Linked DNA regions of Mus musculus: regions 1, 2 and 4 are each linked to region 3. A link is a loop called in an ENCODE intact Hi-C map of the cell type or tissue named here. Cell type or tissue: gastrocnemius. All regions are shown on one strand. Links, peaks and the distances in the headings refer to the core of each region. The heading gives the core; the rest is flanking DNA.

Region 1 (6,276 bases), core at 514-5,513, 50 kb before region 3:
CTAACGAGTCCATTCCTTCACTGGCATGAGAGTCTGCTTCTTCAGAAGACCGGCTGATACATCCAGCCTTGTGGACTGAACAACTACTGGGTTTTAGATTTCCCCTTGATAGACAGCCAGTGTTGGTTTAGCTCCATCACAGCCTGAAAGCCACTCTAAAAGTTTCCTCTCCCTCCACTTCTCTTCATTCTACCAGTTCTGTGTCTACAGAGCTCCCTGATGAGATTCCTACCTTGTAAGACATTGTTTCTCTGTCTCCCTTATACAACTTCTATTCAAATGTTTCTACCTCCGACTACTTTCCTTTCTGCTAACTCTTTTAAAACTAGCCAACTGCAAAAGACTGTGAGACAGGACTCTAGCCAGTGTGGGAAGACTCAGTCTCTCTCTGCCTTTGAATAATCACTAAGGGCTCTGGCAGCAGGGCTGGGTCGTGGTTCGCTGAGCTGCTTCCATGTTGTGTGTTCCTTTGTGCTACAGTGAGGCCACTATTTCCAGTAGGAGCTACAGGAAGGCTTCCCAGGCCTTGGCTTCCATTTGTTTCTTCAGGTCCTCTCTCCTTTGTTCCCTAGAGTGTGGCTGACCTGTTCCAGCCACATTGACCTCCCTGGGCCCCTACAGTAAACCATGCCTTTTGTGACCTCAGGGCCTTACAAGTTCTGCCTGGAAGGCGCTTTCTTCTTTGTTTTTATATAGCACTGGTCTTACAGATGTACCTTCTTTAGAGAAGTCCCAGGCAACTGGAACAGGCATGTCCCTGTCTCTTTTACCAGGGCACTTTCATTATGGTTACATTTTATGTTTTGAGACAGAGTCTGGTAGCCCAGTCTAGTCTTGAACTTCCTATGTACCTGAGGATGGCCTTGAACTTCGGACCCCCCTGAATGCTGGGATTCGAGTATACAATACCCAGTGTATATTCACTCAAGACCTCTTACATGTTAAGCAAGCACTCTACCCACCGCGCTATGCAGACCAGTTACTTATTTCATTTCTTTTACAGACTCCAATTTCCAAAATGGTGAGGATGGATAATTTTTCCTTGAAACATATTTTTACTATTCGGGACAGTGTCTAAGCACAATAAGTAACCACTGAATGGATGAATGAATATAATTGCAAATAATAAAGTTAGAAGACAAAAGAGCATCTTTTTTATTGTGTTTTGACTACCACAAATACAATTATACCGTTGTAAATCTTGCATTGCTGTGAGACTTTGTTCATGGCTTCATTTTAACTAGGACCACCCTGAGTGACTTGAGGCTGAGAGAATGGAGACCTAACGTATGGCTACAATTAGAGCATTTCAAAAGGACTGCTTTAAAAGACCAGGTTTGGCACACAATATGGTCTGAATGGGGACTGGGCAGTTCTTTCGTATTTAAAGACATTTGTGGTTGAAGGCAAAGCTGCCATTATGTGTGTGGCTTGGTGTTCCTGAACTTGGGGGGGAAATTAGAAAGAACCTTAAAGTCCAGCAAGAATAGAGAGTACAATGGACTGTTGAGAGTCTTGTGAGGCCACTCGAAGGGAACACCCTTGTCCTTGTCGTTTGACTCTGTCTTGGGCCATCACCTTGTGCAGTTGCCTGCAACTTTGGTGACACCCTGGTATCAAGTCTGCCTCTCAATCCTGCCCAGTGGTTAAAATGGAAGATCCCAAGACTATATTGGGTCTGGTTTTGGGCCCAGTGAAACCAAGCCTGGCAGGTTACCAGGATCCCAGCCACCAGGTCTAGAATTGTCCGGGTACTCACTGGATGGCCTCTAGAGTGGGCCACGAGGCCTTATGCTGATGACAAGCAGCCTTCCTTCAGTCACCTACCATGGTGCTCAGCCCTGACCACTAAGTTCCCCTTGGTTGCTGCAATGTATGTGATTCATTAAGTTCTCCATTAGGTCACAGTGCAGACTACCTGGAGTCAGGCTATCGTCACCCCCAGCCCAGAGTCTCCTTGTGGTGTTTAAATACTCTACTTGCAATGAATGTCACTGGTCTCCCGGCTCGTGACAGCCTCACCCACTCCTTGTCTCCACGGGGCTTGGCCTCCTCAGTCACTACACATTGCTAATCAGAGATTGCTGTGAAGAGGTTCTTATGTAAGTGTCTGCTTAAGGCCTTCCACCATACAGGATACCCAGTGGTACTGAACATGGTTATACAGCTTTCATGAGTAAAACACAAGACCAGGATTAGATGAAATCCAAGTTCCATTTCAGGGGAAACATTCAGAGTCCTAGGAAAAGTTCTTGGGGGAGGGTTAATCTTATGTGTTTTCCTCTTTCTAGTTCCCGGACTAATGTCCTGTGAAAATGCCTCTGGTTGCTCTCCACTGTGTACACAGCACAGGAGATTTCACGCATCTAAAAGACTCCAATCATCCAAGCCCAGACAAAGAGTCTACTTGGTCCAAAGCTGGCCCCAGTGGCCCTGTTCTTGCGGCAAAGGAGCAGTTTGCTATTGCGAAGCCATCCATGGTACCTGCTAGGGTGTCTGGTTTCTACTGTGTCCTCGCTTACTTCCTGGGCAGAGACCTGCTCCTCTTCCCAGGGTGTACTGTTCAAATATTTATACCCCATTCCATGAAGACTTTGCTACCTCCACCTCTAAAAGGTTCCACCAGTGTTATTCAGCCCCCGCACTGAAAAGTACAGCCCATTAAAACCTGGGATTTGCACGACTGCCTCTCGCACTGGACCAAGTTCACGGTGGCCAGGATGACATTTTATTTTGTCCTTGGAGTACCAACACCCAGTGCAATTGCTGACAGTGTGTTATGGGGAGCCAGTAAGTCTCTGTTAAGTGAATTAAACACATGCTTATTGATATGCAGACCTGTTTCTGGTCATTAGAATCAATAGGAGTTAAGGCAAAGCTTGGAGAGATTCAGCTGGCCTAACTTCTCTTTATCATCTGTGTAAGGAAGAAAATAAGACCAGCAAAAGACGCCATTCTAAAAGGGGCGAGGGAGGCGAACGCCTGCGCTCATGCACGTCTGTATTCACATGCTGGTTCACTCATGCACGTCTGTATTCACATGTTGGTTCACTAGGGAGAGTTGCTGCAACTGTCTCTTCCTTTCCTTTGCCCCAATTTTCAATGAGCCAAGGCCCACTGGAAGGGTGCATGGATGCAGATGGGAAAGAACTATGTAGTGACACAAAATGGGCAAGGCTATGGATGATGGTGGCTCTGCCAAGAGAAGACCATTGCATAATGACCCCGAAGTAGGTCACTTGAGGATTGCCTCAGAGCTGAAGCAGCTGCCACCTGGTGTCTTGGCGTTCCAGAGGGACAAGGAGACACTGCCCTTGGAAACCCGAGTGGGCAGATTATTTGCAAAAACAATTTTCAGAGGTCAAGGACACATCTTGCTCATCAAAACCACAAGAACTTAACCTGTTATTATCATTTTCTACTTCAAAAAGATATGAGGCCTATCTTATCATACTCATCATTCCACAAAGCTGCCTCAGGTACAAGCCAAAGGACAGAGGCTCTCCTGCTTAGCAGACTGTTCTCTTGGTATTTTTCTACTCTGTGCCTTATCCACACCTTTATTTATACAAATCTCTTTCACCCCGCACTTATGAAACAGCAAGGAAAAAGGGTCATACAAGAATTTTAAATCTAAAACTTTTGCTGGTAATAAACTGCTAGAAAAAAAGTTTAACATTGCATAGTTTTCCTATTTCTTACTTTTTAGGTCACTGAGATGCTGTTCAGCTACCACTTTTTATGAGTGCTAGGGACAGAAACCAGGCCCTTGCACACAGGGGACAAGTGCTACACCCCTGTACCACATGCCCAGCCCGGAGAGTGACTCAAAGCTCTCTAGCTCTGGAGTTGTTACATCATTTGTTTACCTGTTGAAGCAGTCTGTGATGCTCTGTCAGTCTTTCCTCGGATTGCTGGGGACCAGGAAGGAGCAATGTGCACTCCAGAAGCCCCACCCCCTTCTAGTTTGGGAAAGACAAGTATGCTGGCAATTGCACTAAGTTGGGAGTGAGGGAGGGAGTGTGTATCCGGCTTTGGGAGAACAGTGGTGGGCACTTTACCCTGCAGTGCAGAGCTGACAAAGGGAAAGAGGAGATGCAGGATTTAAAATAAGGGAAATAGGCATTAGGGTGTGTGGGAACTATCTCCAGGACAAACTCCCCAAATTTTACAGTTCACAGAAAGAAAAAAGATGGATAACAAAGTAGTTTAAAGTTCACTGTACTAGAGCTAGCAGTGATCACTTGTTTAAGTCTAGTAAGAGAAGCAATGGGCGGTTCTCAGGAATCATTTTAGATCATCGATTCACAGACTTGAAAAGTATCAATGCTAAAAATAGAACTAAGATATTGTCATTTCAGTTCAAAACGACCACAGAACAGAAGACAAGAACAGAGAGTTAGTGAAGACTATAAACACTTTTTCTTTGATTCTTGCTTACCTGACTGACCGGTCACTGGGCAGGTGCCAGCATGCCCAGGAATTAGCCAAGAGCATTCGTTCAAACCCATCCTGTGCAGATGTCCATTTCCAGCAGCTACTGTGATATGGAGGCTGCTGGAAGGACTTGGAGCATCTGTCCTTGGTCTCAAGTTTCAAAACTGAATTAATGGACAGAATACCAGTTCCAGGCTTGAACCTAAGATTAGGATTATCTCATTTTAGAAGGTATATAAGAAGTGACAACAATTGGTCTTTGGTCAGCTGGTTCTGCCCAGGTGGAAATGCAAGACAAGCAAATCAATGAATGGTGGCTGTTTCATAGATGGCTTACATCTCTTGAGTCTATAGTGCTATTACAATTTTCAATAAAAAGACACCCTTCTTCAGCTCTTTCTACAGGAGCCCATTTGCATGCACGAGTGACTAGCATTATGTACAGTCACACCTGCCTGCCACCATTGCCGCAGTGAATTTCCATGACTTTGTGATCATTTGGAATGAGATTCTGTTCTCATGAAACAACCCTTGCCATTTCTTGCTCCCCTCCCAAATCTTTGGTTACCCCATTTTCCTTTCTGTTTCTGTCAATCTGACAATTCTAGGTAACTCACAGATGCATGATCCTAACAGCTTGTCAATTTGAACTTAGCTTGTTTCACTGAAGATAAGGTCTCCATGGTTCATCTGTATTGTAGCCTGCCCGTATTGGAGTCTCCTTTCTTAAGCCACAGTAATTCTACATTGTATGTATCTATGACATTGTACTTACTTAGCCACCTAGAAAACACTTGGATTGCATCTGTTTTTTGGACAAAAAAGTACCCTAATATATCAGAATTTTATAACTTCTATATACAATTAATATAAAGATTATTGAGACAGTTGATTTTTTTGCTAACTGTTGAAATTCACAGTATATTTCACAATCATAGCATAATTTAATTTGAACTAGACATGATAATTAAATGTAACCCACTACAGATCAAAAGATATTCTAAAGAATATCATTAAGGCTTTTGTGAAGACTTGAATAGGATTAATGGATTAGAACTAAATCTATGTTAATTTACTGATTTTGATTGCTCTGCTGTGATTGTATAGGAGTGTATCCTTGTCTTTCAGGATAGCCACACTGAAGCATATAAATCAATTCAGGATATAATGCACACATGCAAAAAACACACACAGGTGGGGGAGGGAAGCTGCAAATATGAAGTGTCCAAAGAAGAGCATTAGTATAGGTTATCTATGTTACATATACTTCCTGTGAGTCTGAACTCACTTCAGTGTATTAATTAAAATGAAGAGCACAGGCTGGTGCAAAGGTCAGAGCGTAAAGGTGCTGAACCTGATCCTTCAAACCCACGTGGCAGGAGCAATGATTCTCACAATTGTTCTCTGACCTAGAAACACACACACACACACACACACACACACACACTCTATAAACACACACACACCATAAACACATACACACAATAAACACACACACACCATAAACACATACACACAATAAACACACACACACCACCAACACACACCATAAACACACACACACACCATAGACACACACCATAAACACACACATACACACACACCATAAACACACACACACACACCATAAAAACACACACACCATAGACACACAGCATAAACACACACACACACACACACACATATATGAACAGACAAAGAACATGGTTTCTTTAGAGGGCCTCACATCCCATTTTGCCAGTGTAGTCTCTATCATCTGTAAGTCCTGGGCAGTTACTTGACGACTGTCCCCTTTGACTTTCTCAGTTGAGCATTAGGAATGAAGCTCATTTAGAAGAA
Region 2 (6,276 bases), core at 413-5,412, 180 kb after region 3:
TTTTAACTTTTTGATAAACTGTACATACGTATGATAGACATACATGTGTGTGTGTGTGTGTGTGTGTGTGTGTGTGTAGAGGGAGAGAGGAATGAGAGAGTCTGTGTGGGAGATTACAGAATTTCCATTCACTGAATTACTGGAACATGCCTGCAAAGGAAGTGATGCTATGCTGGGAACTCCTCTTAGTAAGAAATGTGTGAAGGCAGAGGCGCACTATCCATGAATGGCTGATTGAAGACTGTTTTTGTAACTTTTATTGTTATTTTCTTAAAATTATGTGTATGTATGCGTGTCTCTGTATGGATAAGTGCTTGTGGTGCTTGAAACTCCTGAGATGTCTCCTCAGCCCCAAGAGCTCCTACTTTCTTTCATTGGTCAGAGTCCCTATTTCAACACCAAATTTCATTTACTCAGCCCCACTAATTTCATTAGCTTTTTAAGCTGTAGAATTCCACCACATACTTAAATATCCTGGCAAGTTTGCTTGTCATTTAAAAGGCGTAGCAAAGTCTTGACAAGTTTCCATGGTGGGGGCAAGCTAAATAACTACCCAGAACAGAGGATGGCACACCTCTAACTCCAGCACTCAGCACACTGAGGCAGGACGAGCTCCAGGCCAGCTAGGGCTGCAGAACAAGGCCGCATCGCAATCAATCAAACAAAAACCTAATGAAACATAAAAGCAAGTAAAGGCAAAACCTCTCCCAAGATAATGTCATTGTTCTTTATGGGTAAAAATCACATAACCATCTTTACTAAAAGGTTATCTCATCATAAAGAATGCATCCTTACATATATAAAAGGATTTCTCATCTGGAACCAGAAGTGTTTCAGATTTTGGATTTTTTTTTTCCTTAAGGATATGCAAACACTCATACATGTAAGATAGCTTGGCGATGGAAACACCTTTTACATGCTGAACCTAAAGATAATTTTATACAATATTTTGAGATAATTTTATGCACAAATGAACTTGTATAGTATGAAGGGTTTGTTTTCCTATAGTGTCATGTTAAGTGCTCAAGGGGTCTGCATTTTGGAGCATTTCAGGTTTCAAGTTTTCCAATTAGGGATTCTCAACCTATGCCTGTGCAAAATGGTGACAGGACTATATAAATTCTAATTGGAAGGTCCCCACAATTCTATTTTACAATGCTGAGGCTTTAGACATGCAGTCTTTGAGATCCTAAAAGGGTACTTTTGTTTTATTAATTACTTAATTTACATACCAAACACTGCTCCTCCCATCCCTCCCTCCCTGAGTCTCTCACCCTATCCCTCACCCCCTTCTCCTCTGGGAGGGTGGTACCCCTGGGTATTCCCACATGGGTATTTTCCCCTGGGTATCCCCTCATATCAAGTCTATGACAGACTAGGTGCATCTTCTCCCACTGAGGCTGGACTGGGCAGCCATTAAGACTAAGCTGCCTGTCTGCTACAAATGTGCTGGGAGATGGGGGCTGGGGGTAGAGGGGCCCTTGCTCCATCCTGTGTCTGCTCTTTAGTTGGTGACTAAGATTCTGAGAGCTTCCAGGGGTCTAGGTTTGTTGACTCTCTGTAGGTCTTCATGTGGGGTTCAATCCCTCCTCCAAGTCTTCCAGAAGTATCCCTGATCTCTATCTAATGTTTGGCTGTGGGTCCCTGAATCTGTTTTTCTGCTGCTGGGTAGAGCCTCTCAGAGGACTGTTATGCTAGGCTCCTGTCTGCAAGCAAAACAGAGTATCATTAATAATGTCAGGGATTGGTGCTTGCCCATGGGATGGGTTTCAAGTTGGGTCGGTTATTGGTTGGCCTTTCCATTGGTCTCTGCTCCATCCCTGCATTTCTTTTAGTTGGGACAAGTTCTGAGTCGAGTTTTGTGGGTGGGTCTGAATTTCTGCCACTGAGGGTCCTACCTAGCTACAGGAGGTGGCTTCTTCAGGTTCCATATCCCCATTGTTAAGCATCTCCGCTAAGATCACCAGCATTGACTTATGGGAGCCTCTCCTATCCAAGGTCTTGGGGACCTTCTAGAGATTCTCCTTTCCCACCCCAGGTGCAGATTTCCATTCATTCTCCCCGCCCTCTGGACTTCTCTCCCAAACCTGATCCTGCCTCTCATTCCCCTCCCCCGCTCCTCTCTCCTCTTCAGTTCCCTCCCAGCCTCTGCCTCCTATGACTAGTTTGTTTCCTTCTAGAAGGGTATTTTTATTTTCAAACCATTATAATCAAAGATTCTGTGATGTTTTTATTTATTCAAATAACTCTAAATTGAAAACTATTTTACAGCTTCTTTCATACTGAGTATATATAAAGTAGGTCTTTAGACATATTAAATGAAAGGACTTTATTTGCTTCAGTTACATTAATTTCTGTTATTTCTACATTCTTATGTTCTAAGAATTTCATTCTTTATTTTGAAGTGCCAAGAGAAAATATAATTGGACAAACCACATGTAGCAAAAATAGAGGAATCAAACATGCTTTTCTTTTCTCCCTTTGTGGCATTAGTGGTATAGGACATTGAACTGGGGCCTCTTATACTCAAGCCAAGCATTCTGCCACCTTAGTACTTTCCCAACCACAGCAACCTTCTTACGATCTGTATGTAACTAAGTTAAAGCCAAGACATCCTTATGAGATTCTCCTAATGTTAACATTGTTCCCCACCCCACCCCTGTCCCCAAATGGAATCAAACTGGACTCTCTAAAAACAAGAATCTATCCTAAGCTACAATCTAATAATCTGCTTGGTTTGCAGCCTGAAGTTAGAATTTCACAGCTATAGAAATCTGTATATTGCTACTGGCAAGTGTTGCCCCTACTCTTGGATTATTTTATACTTGCCCCAGGAAGTGAGACTAGTTTGCCCTCTAGAGGGTGTAATGAAAAATGAGGTTTAGTATTTATTAGGTGGGATGTTCCCAGTCTCATAACTAGTAAAGTACAAATAACTAAATCTTTAAGTGATCTGTGGCAGGTGGCCCGATACCAACAAGCTCCATTTCTTCCCCAAATCCCAAGTCCTGAATTTATCCCTATTCTTTCTGGGTCCAGAACACACTCTTGAGAGTGCAGTCTAAAGAAACAAAACCCAGCAAACATAAGACAGACAAGTGACTTGCTAATAAAGTTCCCAAAACAAAAGTGCTGTTAAGTTGATTTTTATTTAGATTAAACACCAAGCCCTTTCCTTTCTGAGAGACCCTTTAAACTATCAAAGCTAAGAAGTACTTTTAGCTAAAAGTAGTCAAATACATCAGAGAAGCAGGCATCCCAAAGAATCTTCAGAGTCCACTGAGAGAACTGTCTAACACCTCTGAGTACTGTAATAATTTGATAATGAATTAAAACTGTTCCTATGCAGAATTGACAAATTCATTGACATTTCATCAGGACAACAGGCTATCATAAGGATTCACTCCTGGCTAACTTTGGGCATCAGTCAGCCATCGCAGGGAAATTCTCTTTAACTACAGCCTCATTTTAAAATTTCTATTTAAAGTATTACTCAGATTGGAAGGCGAAGGAGGGAAGAGGTCTTAGCAAATGATTCTGCATGATTACCTCTGAGGAGTCATGTGAAATAAACCTGGGCATGGTGGTACAGGGTGTGTGTTGTTTTGTTCGCTTGTTGAGACAAGGTTTCATATCTGGCCTAAAACACATTCTGTATTAATAGCTGGGGATGACCTTGAACTGACCTTCTTGCTTCAGTACTGGGGTTACAGGCATGTGCCAGCACACCTAGACTGTTTTGTTATATTTTTTATATAGGCTAGTCATGTTTAAGTAAAAACACAATGTATGAACATAGGCCTTAAAGACTCACAGAACCTACATTCTCCGAATAGGTGCAGGTGGGTTTACTACCAGACAAGTTACTCATGTGACTTAGTAACAAACAATCTCTTCACATGTGGTATCTTTTCTTCCAAGCATTACATGGATACAAGTGAGCAATGTATGCATGGATATATACTGATCATGACAAAACATACTGTGTGGATCCTCGTCAACACTGTGTAGTATAACACTCATCCCTTGATAACGTATTGAGGAAATGGAACAAGGAATGAGTTCCACACAACACTTACAAGTAGAAAATTATATAATACTTCCAATTCGCTGGAGATGGAGGGGGCTGCACTGAACTGAGTAGTAGGCTAGGAAGAGCGTACGCTAGAGGCACTCAGTGGAAGACCAAGTTCCAGCACATGCCTTTGTCAGTGAGTGGTAAGGGCCTTAGACAAGTCTTTTAACTTTTGTGAAAAAAAAGAGATGGAAGTCCAAGGATCTAGCAGTTACTCAGTCTCACGCAGCAAGCAGGCGAAGGAGCAAGAGCAAGAGCTAGACTCCCTTCTTCCAATGTCCTTATATTGTCTCCAGCAAAAGGTGTAGCCCAGATTAAAGGTGTGTTCCACCACACCTTTAATCCCAGATGAAAGGCATAGCCCAGATTAAAGGTGTGTTCCTTAACTCGGAGATTCAATCTTCTGGAATCCATAGCCACTATGGCTCAAGATCTTCAAACCAAGATCCAGATAAGGATCTCCAAGCCTCCAGATAAGGGTCACTGGTGAGCCTTCCAATTCCGGATTGTAGTTCATTCCAAATATTGTCAAGTTGACAACCAGGAATAGATTTTAAAATCATGTGTGGCTCTAACTTCTGAAAAATGGGTAAATTATCTGTGAGAGTTGTCACATATCTATAACCTTTAGGAATAATGCTGATATATAGACAATCTACTGGGCAACTTTGTTTTTCTTCAGAAAACTGACTTCTTTCACTGGCACATGAGGCCTAATAGATGGCGACCTCTTCACACTGGTTTCCTTCCCTAAGAGTCTATGACTTTCTTTTACCTTTCATCATATAAGCCCAAGCCACCAAATGAAGCAGCACTCAACTTCAGGACTAATGGCAGCATGGGTCTAATAATTCCCTGCTGAAGACAATGGCTGGGTTGTTCTTTGCCATCATAGGATGTTTAAGACCCTCTGGCTTTTATTCCTTAGATGCCTCATGAAACAAGAAAATATTTTAATCATAGTTAAATGTTGTGTAGAGGCCAAGGTTGCCCCTCACTGGAAGCTATTACATTTGAAAGACAAAACAACTCTGCTGTAGAAACAGACATTAAGCACTGCAGGTTCTGGGGGGCTGGGGCTTAATTAGATTTGAGGAATAGGTAAGAAATGAACAGGGACGAGAAGCTGAGGTGGTCCACGGATGTTTCTAGGAAAGGCCCACTTGGCAGACCTGGAGCATGCAGGCGAGACCACATCCCATTGTTTAAATGCCACACATAGTGCAGCCGAGATGGTTCTCAGGAAGGGAACAGACCAGTTAGATTGTGACAGGCCTTGAATACAGTGACAGGAACGAGATGGTTCTCAGGAAGGGAACAGACCAGTTAGATTGTGACAGGCCTTGAATACAGTGACAGGAAGCGCTCTGTGTCTCCATAGAAGGCTTCTAGCTAATCAAGCTACATAATGGGGGAGTGGAGGGGGGGGGCTAAGAGGAAATGAGTCCTTTATGAAATATTTCATTTTTTGACAACCCTAACGTGTGGGGTGGGGGGAATTCTGTTAGTTTTAGAGATAAACTAAAACAGACTTTCTAGGTTTTTCATTAGTATGTGACAAAACTGTCACGGTAAAGACATGCCTCTCACTGCCCCATTTTCTGTCCATCGAAACTACTTCAATGCAAGGGAAAGCAGTCAGTATAAACTGTATTTTACTACTTATGGTGACAGACACACTTGCCTAACATTACCCCAGATAGATGCCATTTCAACCAACACCCTAAGAATGCACTTAAACACAGGAAGGGCTCACCCACCATTGTTCTATCTGGATAATATTCACAATTCTCATCAACTGAAACAATCTACCCCTAGAGGCCTAGCCCAGAGTTCATTTCTTATAAAACATTCAATAAAACAGGCAATAGTGATTTATTTTTCCCTCCAACTTTTCCTGAATCCTAAAGCTACTGTTAGGCCAATAGCCAGTGACTGTGAAAAGTTAAGACCCACAAATAGCAGGTGTGGGAGGGCTGCATGTCCTATGGGGCAGAGAAAGACCACGTGACCTCTCATGTTATCATCATCATGAAGAACACAAGGCTGTCTCAGTCTCCATCCTACCCTAAAGCATGACTCTGCAGGCAAAGTACACAAATGCCAAGCATGAAGAGTGAGCTTTGGATGGGGCCACCAGTTGGTATAGAGAATTAACATAATTATTATATAATAGAATTATAGGAGCTTCAAATATGGCA
Region 3 (6,276 bases), core at 440-5,439:
CAGTCGGGTGCCCCTTGCCTCTGAATCCTTTGGAAGTCTCATCACTTCTCCAGGGTGTAAGCTGTCCGAGAGGTTTCGACCAAGGAGGAAGCTAAGAACCAGAGGCAGGTGAGGGGAAGACACCAAGTGAGAAGAACAACATGACAGTGGAAATAAGTGGGGGGCACTGGACAAGAACCACTTGAGAGAAATAGCTTGGGTTAGGGACGGTACTTTTGGAATTCAGTAAAATGAAGGTTTAAACATGGACTAAAAAGATCTGTCAGGAGTCTGGTTTCCATCCTGGACTCTAGAACATTAAAGCTGGCCTGGTCTCCGACTAGACATTAGTATGGAAACCTCATGCTTTAGCTTTCCCGAACTTCCTCTATTCTTTCTTTCTGGTATGTTTTAGTGAATGGTCAGGAACCCCGGTAGGCTTGCAGCGAGGACCTAGTACCCCCACTTCCTCTTTCTCTTAGGGAGGGACCCATCTTCGGCAGGAGGCAGAGGCTCCAAGGAACTGATGGTTGCCCAGGCAACTCTCCTACAGGAAACAGGAGGTCAAGGTCCCTGTCCCTCACTCTCTTCTGCACCTACATTGTCACGCCCAGCTAGCTGGAGAAAAGCAAATCCTTTACAGATGGAGAAAGAGAAAGTCAGGATGAAACAGTGCGTTTTTCTTCTATTTCTCCGGTACAAGTTGATAGTAACATGTTTGAAACAGGAGAAAAGCCCAAAACTGGAAGTTTGGAGATACAGGTCCATGTAAGTAAAAAAGCACGCTCTTTTATAAAACCATAAAAGAAGAGGTGGCTGAGGCCTGTGAGCTCAGTAGATCAGAAACAGTTCAAGGGCATCCTTGGCCACATCGTGAACTGGAGGCCAGTCTGGGCTGTGAGAGATCTTGTCTCAGAAAAGCAAAATAAAAACAACAAAACATCACCATTCACAGTAAGAAGCCCTCAAGCAAGCCTTTTCTCTTACAGAAAGAACTCCAACTAAAAGCAAAAGAAACAGGAGCAAAAGATGGGATCATACAGGAGTCTAAAAAGGAAACATCACACACAGACAAAACCCCGAGATGAAGCTTCCACTCACGCGCAGTGATTGATGGTGCTGAGGCGGAAGTCACTGCCTTAAGCTAACATGTGAGCTTACTCTGTGGTGAATGAGGCAGAGGCTGTGGAGAAGAGAGAGGCCATGGGACTTGAACTCTCGTCCTAAGGAGGAGCAGAGTATGCCAACCCAGCACTGGCATGACAAAGAGCACACCCAAGGAGAAGAGTCTGATGTTTCAGACTACTACTGATGTTTCTCGTAGCTTTATTCTATATTCTTCACACTTTTTTAGTCTTATGGTGATGAAGATTCCCCAAAATTTGCAAGAGGAAAAAACCCGAGCCCCTTCCTCCCCAAATCAAATCCCAGTTATTACTCCGCAGGCAAAGGTCAATGATTCTCACATTAATGAGATTCAGGATCATGCTTGGCTATAACAACGGTGAGCCCAGAGTATTTAGGACAAGCCGTTTGGTAATAATTACCTCAGTCTCTTATTCTGACCTTATTATGGTCAAGTGTGTATCCGTAACCAACTGAAGCTAATTTTAATGCGTGGGTTTTCTATTTGAGGATAGAGAGTTAAGAAGGATGCTAATTGAGAAGGGGGAGGGAGAGAGTGAGGAGCAAGAGCAGGAGAGCATGCTCACTCACACTCGCAGGGTCGAGCAGGTACAAACTGCCCTATGAGTTTGTCAGAAAGAGCTGGATAGCCTTGTGTCTTCCCTCTAGTCCAGCGTGGTTGTTTCTGCTCTCTTAGAGCGAATTTCTGATTATACCCTCACAAATGGACTAGCTCTCTACTCTGCGCCCCCACCCCAAATTGTGAAATTTCTGGCAGAAATGAGATCTGTCAAAACAGGTTCGACGTATTTTTATTGGTTCCCCCAGACCATGACGACATTCCCTGAGAGGCTGTGCCAGGAAACTATTAAGGGCCGTGAAGCAGCAGTGAAAGTTCTTAGGAGTACAAGCTTGTCTGGTACCCCAGGAGGCAGTGCAAGCAGCCACCAGCCTGTTGGCTGGGCCACTGTCTCAACTGTGCGCATGTCACCACACACACACACAGACACAGACACACACACACACACACACACACACACACAACTGTGTGCATGTCAACACACACACACACAGACACACACACACACATACACACACACACACACACACACACACACACACACACACACACTCTTAGAGAACAGTAGACTGTCTTTCTAAAAAGAAACATTTGGGACACAATGGGCAATTCCCTTCCTGCCTTCTAATCCCCTGCTTGCCCAGAGTAGAATAGGCAGCAAATGGCTGAGGTAAGAGCGTTGCACAAATAAGATAATTCATTCAAGCAGTTAATAGGTCCGTTCTCAAGCAGGGAGGCTAACCAGACCTACACCTGGATCGTGAGAACGGTGGCTTTCTCCCCAGATGGAAGAAAGGCTCCATTCTAAAGCCAGGTGCAGAAATGCAGCTGCACTCTTGTAAAGGACACCACTGAGTCTGCTGGTGCTGAGAGCACTCTGTTAATGGCTATGCGAGTGCCTAACGCTGCCAGTCTTAACCGAAGCAGCAGCCTTACAGAAGATAAGAAACTAAACGGAAACAAAGTGTGGAGGTACTGGACTGTTGTGGAGATTTCCAAGTTTGTCAACTGATACCTGGTGACAGTCATGTAGATACTTGGTAAAGTTAGGACTGGATCACAAGCTGGTCCCTGATCTATCAGATCCGTCTGTTTTATAGCGCCACCTGCTGGATGAGGGTGAGAACAAGCTGAACTTTTCTTGGACTGATAACCTATGGATTAAAAAAACACAATGTTTTTTATATTACTAATTCATGGAATTCTGATAGTCTTCTCTGTGCTGGAGTGCTTGCACAAAAGGTCACGGTCAGGTTTATCTTCGCTGTTGTTCTAGCCTCCCACCGTCTTGTCATGAGCACCTCCTTTAGGATAGCTACATGAGTGCCCTGCAGCCGTGCACATGACGTGTCCCTCTCACGCTGAATACTTAACTGTCCTTTTCCATACCTGGGTCATCTGAATTATGTCCTGTAAAAGATAATTGTCTGTAAGACGCCCAAAAATATTCCTTTAAGAAGAAGATAATTCTATTCTATTCTCATAACGAACCCTCCTCAGGAAAACATTAATTACTCAGCCCCAACACGGTCAACTGCCAGAGAGTACTACGTTCCTTCCCTAGAAAGTGAAGAAGAGAAAAAAATAATCTATGTTCAAAGCAATTTTGGCTTAACCTTTAACATAATACATAAGTTTTTCGACTTTGAGAGAAAAAGCTTTGAGTCCAAAATATCCCATCAGACCCTCACAGCTGATGCACTGCAAGCCAGAACTGTGTGGGTAGCTGCTGACATTAACTGAGTTTGTGAGCTCAACAGACAAAGATCCAGAGTCAATGGAGGATGTGATGGCTTGAATGATAAATGGTTCCCATAGTTTGGGGCATCTGACTACCTGGCCCCCAGATGTTGGTGTTTTTTCTGGAAGGTTTAGGAGGTGTGGCCTTGTGGGGAAAGTATATCCCTGGGCGCAGGCCTTGGACTGAAAGGCGATCGCTGTTTCCTCTGCCCCTTCCATGCTTTGTGTCTGTGCACTGAAGATGGGAGCCCGCAGCCTCCTTCTCTGGTTGCTGTGGTATACCTGCCGCTTGCTGCCACGCCTCCTCACCACAATGCCCTCGTCTCTCTGGAACTGCAAGCGCAGATACACTCTCTCTTCCTTAAGCTGCCTTTGGTCACCGTGCTTTGTACAGCGACAGAAAAGTGACAAGCCAGTGACAACTTGTAGATGTGCTGAGAAGGGACAGGAAGGGTGTGTGTGTGTGTGTGTGTGTGTGTGTGTGTGTGTGTGTGTGGTGATGGCACAGTTTATTCTGTTTGAAGTAGGACCCCCTATTTTGGGTCAAATTGTGAACACAGGAGTTTTTCCCATTTCATAGATGAGATCTGGAAACACAGGCAGACTCTGGCTGCACGGCTCCCATATTCTGTGTGACTTTCTCAGTAGTCCGGTGAGGGGGAGTTAGACTCCACGCTTGCTCTTCCGTGCAAAAGTGCACCTGAGCAAGTCTATTTGGGACACGTATTTTTCATGTGTTTTTCTGAAGAAAGAAAACAGTCTCTTGAAGCAGACTCTCCTTGGAGTAAATAAGATAACGGTCTATGAAGGTAGTCATAAAGTAACCTGGCCAGTGTACCCCAGGACTTCAGAATTCCAACTGGACCCCGGGTGGCTAACAGGCAGCTTCACATGTTTCTTGCTTTAATCACCACTACCCACGACATTACCAAAACATTTATTTAGTCTGTTTTTAATCTCACCACATGGCAAATGACTGCCCACATAAACAAAACACTTTAGTGCTCTATGAATTCTTTGCGACTGAGACCCCTGGAGGGAAAGAAATGTGTAATGGCTACCTGAAGCACACTGAGTTTTCTACAAGTGAGTGATTGACTCTCATTCAAAAAGGGAGAAGGAGAAGTAAAATTCTCCAAAAGAGCAGTGGAAGGGCATTTTGGGTATTATACACACACCACAGAAAATCAAGGGAGCCCTGCCAGCTCCTAACTAACTATGAGAAGCACGAGATAGAAGTCAGCTGTGGAGACATAGGCAAGGGAAAGAGACAAGGATTTCTTTGAGAGGAAAAGCCATGTAAGCTCCCCACACTGTGCATGGTGGAGGTTGTAGTATGCCTTAGAATCATCCAGAGGACTTCTGAGTAGTGGTTTTCAAGCTATAGGGGCAAAACGTCAGCAGTTTACTAGAACACTGATGGCTAGCTCGTCCCCATTCAAGAGATTTGGATTCAGCAGGGAATGGATGGGCCTAGAAAATCTGCATTTTCGATGCTGACACACACACAGCATCACCCACATTCTGAGCAACAGAGAGGCAGCATCCCCAACAAGTTGCCAAGAGAATATCACACTAACTGTTCAGTGTGTATCTCCACCGCATTCCTGTCTATATGCCCCCACCTTATTCCCTTAGCCTTATCATTCTCTGTGTCATTACACACTGTATGTCTACATACAATGTATCTCTACAATACATACTGTACAGCACCAGACTCTGCTATGCACATGGCTTGGATGTGTGCCCAACATATATTTGTAGGTATATCTTGCACAAGCAGTATCAAGATTCAAACCTTTGATTTCCAAACTAGTCACTCTGTGAAAGTTCAGCAGAATTTCTTCAAAACTTAGCTGTTTTGGTCACTTGAGTCGTATGTGGTAGATCACAACATGGAACTTACTAGAAGTGATTCTTATACATGAGTGCCACTTGCCAGCCTTCCCTCAATGACTGTGATGTTAAAGAAAAGCGCCAAGCAGAAACCATGTGCACCATTTGAACTGTGAACATTTCCCAAGTCTTTGATCAGTGTCTTCCTTCCTCCATTCCAGACCCTTGTGGCCTGTGGAGAATTCCGAGGACCTTAAGCAAGTTCTGTGAACCTAGGGTTGTATTTATTAAAACTTAAAGAATGAAAACCAGCTATGTCATAAATGAAGTCAATAGACCCCAGAGCACTGAACCCAGCACGGTCCTGGCAAGCCACATTGGTCCGACACCTGAGAAGTGTTTTCCAAGTTAGAAAGAAAAAGGGAGCAGCGTGCACTGCATTTGTGTGACGTTGTTGGGACGGGAAGTTGGAAAAAGCCAGTGGAGGCCTGGAGTTGGTGACAAATTGGTCCTTTAAGATACACAGGAAATACTCAGAGGTTTCTGTCTGTTTAGTAAGTTAAATTGCAAAGCAGAAATTCACGACATGTTTACTTGATACAGCCTCCTCCTTCCCAACCCATGAAATCCCAAATACATTCCGAGAAGACAGCTCAGTAGCCTTAAAAGGAAAGAGCCCTTGAGCAGACCTCAGACTCACTTTCAAAGTCTCCATTGTTTCTGGACCTCGGAGAACAGACATGCTGAAAGAAAAACAAATCTGAACAATGCTCCCACCAGCCCTTCTAGAGGCTTAAGTCAGTTGGGTTTGAGAGAATTTACAAGTATTTTTTCCACCCTCAAGTGTGAACACTCAGTACCGGCAGCAAGGGCTCCGACAGAGAGAATTTACTTCTAAGTTCTGGGGACATGTAGCATGATTTTCACATTTGGTTAGATGGACTCGTATCCTCTAATAGCAGAATATACCAGTCCATCTCTTTGAAATGGTCATTTTTACAGAAAAAAGAAATGTC
Region 4 (6,276 bases), core at 786-5,785, 77 kb before region 3:
CGTGTCTCTACTGTTCTGCTCAAAATGATCACAGATGAATCTTTCTAAGAAAAAGGGCAGATTGAAGCTGTTCACGGTGGCACATACCTTTGATCGCTGCACAAGAAGCAGAAGCAGAGGACCTCTGTGAGTTTGCGACCAGCTTGGTCTACATAGTGAGTTCCAGGACAGCCAGACTATAAAGTGAGACCTATCTCAAACAACAACAATAGCAACAATAATGACGACAACGACGACCACAACAACAGAACCCACAGATTAGGAATGCCTATAGCCTCAAGTCAAAGAGGGATATAATGACTGTAACTTAAGGCATTGGACCAATGACACAGTATTTGGATACTGTTTTAGGAAGTAGAGTAGATTTTAAAGGGTTGAGATTAAAATAACATGGCTATCATTAATCTTTAGCTTCTTTACAGTTTAAACAAAAAAACCTGTAAAGACTAATTGCCTTGCAGCTTAAGAAAATAAAGATACTGTCTCACTTACTTAGAAACTTAAGCTGTCTTGTGGATGTAGATTAATGTCAATTTAATGTTCGTACATTGCCAATAAGAAACTGGGCCAAGGCCACTAATATGTCACAGAAGATGCCAGATGGCCATAAGCATCCAATTATAGAACAAGGGAGCATTCAGCTCTTCTAAGCAAAGGTCTGGATGTAATTAGTTAAGCCCTTAAAGCATACACCAGACCCAGGCCTACAATCCGGCCCTTGTGAGGCCGAGGCAGGAAGGCTGCCATGAGGTTCCTGAATGAAAACGTGAAAGAAAAAGGAGGCCATGATGGCTCCTGAGGTATGGAGATGATCTGTACTGCAGAGATAAGGGAGAAAGCAGGCCAAGGGAAGAGTCCAGGCTGAACATGGCCAGGGGGTTAACTGGGTTATGAGAGGAGAGAGGGGAGGGAGAGCAAGAGAGGAACTGCTGAACAAGACAGCCACATGGGCCTACAGGAGGCTTCCGAGAACTCTCAGTTATGGCTAAAAGAGACACTTCATCTCCACAGTCTCATTAGCATAGCAAGTGTGCTGAAAAGAGCAGCATCAAAGGAAGAGCGAGATAAGAAGGCTCTGACTCACATCAAAGCAACCCATCCGAATAACCAAAGATCTCTAAGCATACACTCTAAACTCAATGGTGGCATGGAAGGAAAGCAAAGAAGCCCTGAAGAAAAACTCTTGTCAGTCTAGATTACCACATCCAGAAAAGCTATCCTTCAAAACCAAAAGGCTAAAGGGCAGTACCAAACTCAGGATATACTGGTTTATTTCTATAATTGCGTATAACAGTTTAAAAGCAGGCACAGTTAGATTAAAATAATAACATAATGAAATAGTTATGTTAAGTGTGGTCTTTCTCTCTCACCTTGTATGTGAGATGATGATATAATGTCTGTGTGACCTGAGGTGGATGGCATAGGCATTGTGCTGTATTTCAGGCTCTCTGTAAGGGACACTGCAACAAAGGCACTGTGTTGCCACCACGGTCCATGGACAACCGAGCCAGCTATTAAGTGATGGATAGGAAGTATATACCGCGTGGATGTATAGACATCACCAGGCAAAGTGATGGTTCACATGGTGAATGAAGAGGTGGCACAGCAGTTCATTTTGTTACTTGGAATGGTATATCACTTAGATGTATAACTGTGGCGCTCACAGACCCCAAGAGTGAACCTAGTTCTATTATGTTGATAAATGGACCAAGCATCAAACTGTTCCCTGAATTAATATATCAGTAATCACAGGTTATCGGAGCTTACAGGTCTTGCCAGAGAAGCATCTCTGTGCAGAAGACAGTGATTAATTAATAAATTTACAATCAGTCAAAGTGCAGAGAATGAGTGTATGGAGTGCTCGGCCACAAATGGAACGTTGTCACTATCCCTAAGGCTTGGGAACCATCATCGCGGAAGAGGGGACAGGAAGACTATTAAGAGCCAGAGATCACGGAGGACTACAGTGAATCAGTGTCTTGCAAACACACGGGACTGCTGTGCTCATGAATTCTCACAAACTCTGGCTGTCTGCACAAGATCTACACAAGATTAAGCCGGTGAGCACTCTAGCATGGAGGTTGGGTTCATAGTCCCAACTCCTAACTATTGACAGCTGATGGCTTCTAATGGAGGGAGAGTGACTTTTCCTTAAGATGTGTTCCCAGGAGGACTGACCATGTAGTGGATTGCTCCACATCCATGAGTATATGGGCAATACAAATTGGACTCGGTAGGCTATTTTTTATTTTTAATAAAAGTAAAAACAGAGGAGGGGGATGTAGGAGGTAGATATGAGAGGGGTTGGGGGGAAACAGGGTGAATATGATCAAAATATGATTTTTGGAGAAAAAAATAACTTATTCTAGATTTATCCACTTCAAAGCACGGAGAACAAAACCATGTGTAAAGGAGAGCTATGCATGACTCAGTCACGGAAGAACTCTCTAATAAAATTAGGTTATACTTCGCAGATTGCTCTTTCCCCCAAACCATATGCCCGCATGGCCTCTCTGATGTTCAGCAAGGGCCTAACATAGCCTTTTATGGGCTTATGGGGGAAAGTCTTTTGCTTCTACCTGTGGATTAACCACCAGTGAGTCCCACAGCTCCTAGTATTACTAGCTTGTGTTAACAGGGTCAGAGGATAAAATGGGGAGAGCTCCTGGGAGCCTTAGCTTCTGGTCAGGAGGCAGACTAGAAACACTGTTCAGTTGTAAATACAAGACTTTACAGGAAAAAATAACATGAAGCAGAACAAAGACTCGAAGAATTATTTCTGGGCTTCACTACTTAATTGAGCAATTCAGTCTGATGACCTGAACTCAATTCTCAGAGCCCACATGGAGCAAGGAGAGAAGTGATTTCAAGTTATAAGCTCCACACTTATATGCTGTGGCATGTACACATGCATGCACACACACCACCACCACCACCACCACCACAAATACATGTAATAAAAATTTTAAAAAAGAGAGAAACACTGTCAAATTGTTCCTCTGAACAATGACTCCTTGTGCTATTTCCCTGCCTCCCCTTTGTGAACAAAACGACCAATGCCCGTTCCACCGCTGTTGTTGGCTCTGCTTCCCCTTTAGCTTCATGGTTGGAAAGAAATGGAGGAGTTAAGTCTATTCCTGATCATCCTCAATGTCTTCAGGCCCCTCTGTGACTGTCCCCTTTGGAAGTAGACTAACAGAAGATGGCAGAAATAATAAGGCATCAACTCCAAGCCGATGCCATAAAGGCTTCAGGGTTAGGGCTCTTGCTCAGCACTTCTTTGAGCAACAGAGGAAGCCGGTTGCAATGCATTGGGTTCTTGTAGAAGGACTGAGTCAAAAGCACATGAGTGGGCTTCAGGGTCGACTCTCCAGTGGAGACCCCACTCAGTCCACAACCCGAGTGGTATTTGATTAAAGATGTGACAGCAGACCCATTTATCTAAACCATTATAACAGAAACAGAGAACAAACATGTTTTAATGGACCGTTTCTTGTTTTAACAAGAATGAAGAATTTTAGATTTTAGAAATACAGAGGAAACTAAGTATGAAAAAATGCTCAGGTAAGGAGCAGCACATGGGCATGGTGGTGCATTCCTTTAGCACCAACACTCAGGGCAGAGGCAGGTGGTACTCTGAGTTCAGGAGTATCCTGGGTTATAGAGTGAGTTCCAGGGCAGCCAGGTATACACAGAGAAACAAACAAACAAACTGGCACAGTGGAGGTGTGGACTCAGTAAAACAAATGTGTGGTCCAGTTCAAGCAAAACAGGGATGAATTCTAGAGGAAGAATCAAATGAAGAGGACTCACAGGGAGCCATGGGATTACCAGAGGGACTGCACAGACAGTCTAGAAAAGAGAGGAGATCCAAGCTCTTAATGTCCATGTGGAGCCTTTCTGGGAGGCATCTGTGGCAGGAAGTTAAAACAGGTCTGAGAGGCGAGACTAGGTCTCAAGGCTCCAAGGGTCCTCTGTACACAGCAGTATCATGGAGATACCATCTGGGACGGTAATAGTGCTTTTGTGTGCATGGTAATGTTCCATCTCCTTATGCTGTGTGTGCTATTAGAAGACCGAGTCCACAAGAACAAGGCTGAATTTTTAATGGGGATATGATATAAAACCCTAGGTCAACATAACTGTTTACACTGTATACATTTTTTTAATATTTATTTTATCTGTATGAGTGCTTGCCTGCATGTCTGTATGTGCACCACATGCATGCCTGCTGCCCTGGAGTTCAGAGGGAGTTGCATCCCCTGGAGGTAGCGTTATAGATGGTGTGAGCTACCATGCGAGCTCTGGGAATTGAACCAGCTCCTCTGCAGGAACAAGTGCTCTGAACCACTGAGGCTTCTCTCCAGCCCCTTAAATACATTTTATTTTTCCTACTAAAATATAAAAGCAACTGAGAAAACAAACCTCACTGGTTTATGGTCAGGAAAACATGGTCTTTTCATGGGCAAAGAAAGTAAAAGCTTTCTTGAATCCAGTGACAGCTGACGTTAGGGTCAAGAAAATGGTGTGGAGTGGCTGTGGTCGACTTCAGAGCCAAGAGCTGTGATGCTCATAGTGACCATTACCTGTTGGGTTTTCTCAGGAACCGGAGCTGTGTCCTGCTGTGTCATTTCCGTGTCCCCTCCTTCCTCACCACCTGATTGCTCTGAAAGGGGATAAAAAAAATTAGAGTGTCTCTCTCATTCGATACAACCTTGGTAGGACTGGCTTGGAGGTTTAATCTCTTGGCTTCAAAATTGAAGCATTCAGATGCCCGTCTTGTTTAGAATCTGAAAAACTAAAGATCACCCGACATTAGAAAATATTTAATTATGTGTTACAGTTTGCGTCTGAAATGTCCCCTATGGTGTGATTAGGAAATAGTTCAACAAGGAGGCAGGGTAGGAGTAGGGTGTGCACACATTTAATCCCAGCATTTAGGAGGCAGAGGAAGAAGGACCTCTATGAGTTCGAGGCTAGCTTGGTCTACACTATATGGTGAGCTCTAGGACAGCCAGGACTACAAAGAGAGACCTTGTTTCTGGTGGTGGTGATGATGGTGAGACGTGATGCAACATCTAGAAATTGGGACTTACTTTTTGAAAGGAAGCTCTGGGGTGTGTGCTTGATCAAGTACAACCATCCCCTACCCCCTGAAGGATCGGCTTTGAAGGAATGAAAGCTGTTATACAATAACCACTTTACTTAAGCTAAACAAAATGCTACGGGAAAATGTCCCTATCCCTATCAGCAAAGGCCCAGATTCTAACCTAAGTAGGCGGGAAAGATGCCTTAAATTCTTTTCCAACTACCACAAGGGTATTTTCAGAGATGATCAGGGAAGGAGCTGGGAGTTTCCCCCAGTGGTGGGTTCTTCATCTACTTCTGCAGCACCAATAGAGACACCTTGGGGGCCTTAACTTCTAAGTTCCCATGGTGTAAAAGAATTGTTTTTCCCACCCCACTGGGCCGATACTGGAGGAAGACTAGTGGGCAGTCAGCAGTTTCCTATTTATACTTCTTAAAGTTAGGATACCAAGTAGAGCTAGCACTTTCCACACAGCTGAGTAGTAGCAGGGTCATATTTATCTGTACTAATAATTCAGTGCAGCAACCTCTGAAGAGCATGTATAGATACACAATAAAATAAAGAGAAAACAAAGTGAGATCATCCATTTCCCATAGAAAACACGTGGGAAAAACCAGTAAGCAGAAAGGAGAAAAATAAAACGGCAGATGTACACTCTCACATATCAATCATCATACTACAAATAAATGGTGTTAGGCCTGAAGAGATAACTCTGAGTTCGGTTCTCAGCACCCACATTCAGTGGCTCACTACCATCTGTAACTCTTGCTCCAGGAAACCTGATGCCCTCTTCTGTCCTATGAGGGCACTGGCACACATGTGCACATACACACATAAACACTCAGAAAGAAAAAAAAAACAATCTTTAAAAAAGTGAATGGTATAAACATAATAATAGAATGACCTAAAGAGTATGACAGAACTATATGTTGTTTGTAAGAAACTTAAACCAAATATAAGTATTGGCAAGTTCAAAGGGCTAGAAGACAGACATGCAAATATTGGTAATAAAGAAAGCTAGATTGGTCCCACAAGTTATCAGAAAGTTGTTTTAGTTAGGTTTCAATTATAATAAAATGCTGAACAAAATCAGCTCAGGGAGGAAAGTTTTGTTTTTGTTTTTGTTTTATTCCCCCCAGCTTACAACTCCTAATATACAACTGAAGGAATCCAGGGCAGGAAGTCAA

The links. Peaks named below come from ENCODE experiments on the same cell type or tissue, not always from the same donor. Only the 100,000 strongest peaks of a DNase experiment are listed, where the experiment ranks them.
Region 1: it touches region 3 in a loop (2.5-fold over the local background); 4 of 42 quality-filtered maps call a loop at or near these places.
Region 2: it touches region 3 in a loop (2.6-fold over the local background); 16 of 42 quality-filtered maps call a loop at or near these places.
Region 4: a loop joins it to region 3, with 2.8 times the contacts of the local background. A loop is called at or near these places in 6 of 42 quality-filtered maps.

What each region holds. Positions count from the first base shown.
Region 1 is chr16:57,346,011-57,352,286 of GRCm38, forward strand. All of the region lies in intron 1 of Cmss1 (cms small ribosomal subunit 1), which reads right to left. It overlaps 4921517D16Rik (a long non-coding RNA gene), which reads left to right. Exons shown (of 4, transcript XR_001781913.2): 4 at 1,245-2,182. Among named protein-coding and RNA genes, the nearest start is that of Filip1l, 4.1 kb to the right of the region's middle. In gastrocnemius, for the core only: no CTCF peak of the experiment used is centred there; a DNase peak (open chromatin) is centred at 3,166; H3K4me3 peaks cover 50 bases; H3K27ac peaks cover 4,666 bases.
Region 2 is chr16:57,574,872-57,581,147 of GRCm38, forward strand. All of the region lies in intron 1 of Cmss1 (cms small ribosomal subunit 1), which reads right to left. Among named protein-coding and RNA genes, the nearest start is that of Cmss1, 29 kb to the right of the region's middle. In gastrocnemius, for the core only: a CTCF peak has its summit at 2,859; no DNase peak of the experiment used is centred there; H3K27ac peaks cover 2,374 bases.
Region 3 is chr16:57,396,032-57,402,307 of GRCm38, forward strand. The region is part of intron 1 of Cmss1 (cms small ribosomal subunit 1); the gene reads right to left. All of the region lies in intron 1 of Filip1l (filamin A interacting protein 1-like), which reads left to right. Among named protein-coding and RNA genes, the nearest start is that of Filip1l, 46 kb to the left of the region's middle. In gastrocnemius, for the core only: a CTCF peak has its summit at 2,807 (motif pointing left); a DNase peak (open chromatin) is centred at 2,790; H3K4me3 peaks cover 428 bases; H3K27ac peaks cover 2,403 bases.
Region 4 is chr16:57,318,878-57,325,153 of GRCm38, forward strand. It overlaps Cmss1 (cms small ribosomal subunit 1), which reads right to left. Exons shown (of 10, transcript NM_025599.3): 2 at 4,587-4,666. Among named protein-coding and RNA genes, the nearest start is that of 4921517D16Rik, 9.6 kb to the right of the region's middle. In gastrocnemius, for the core only: no CTCF peak of the experiment used is centred there; no DNase peak of the experiment used is centred there; H3K27ac peaks cover 1,397 bases.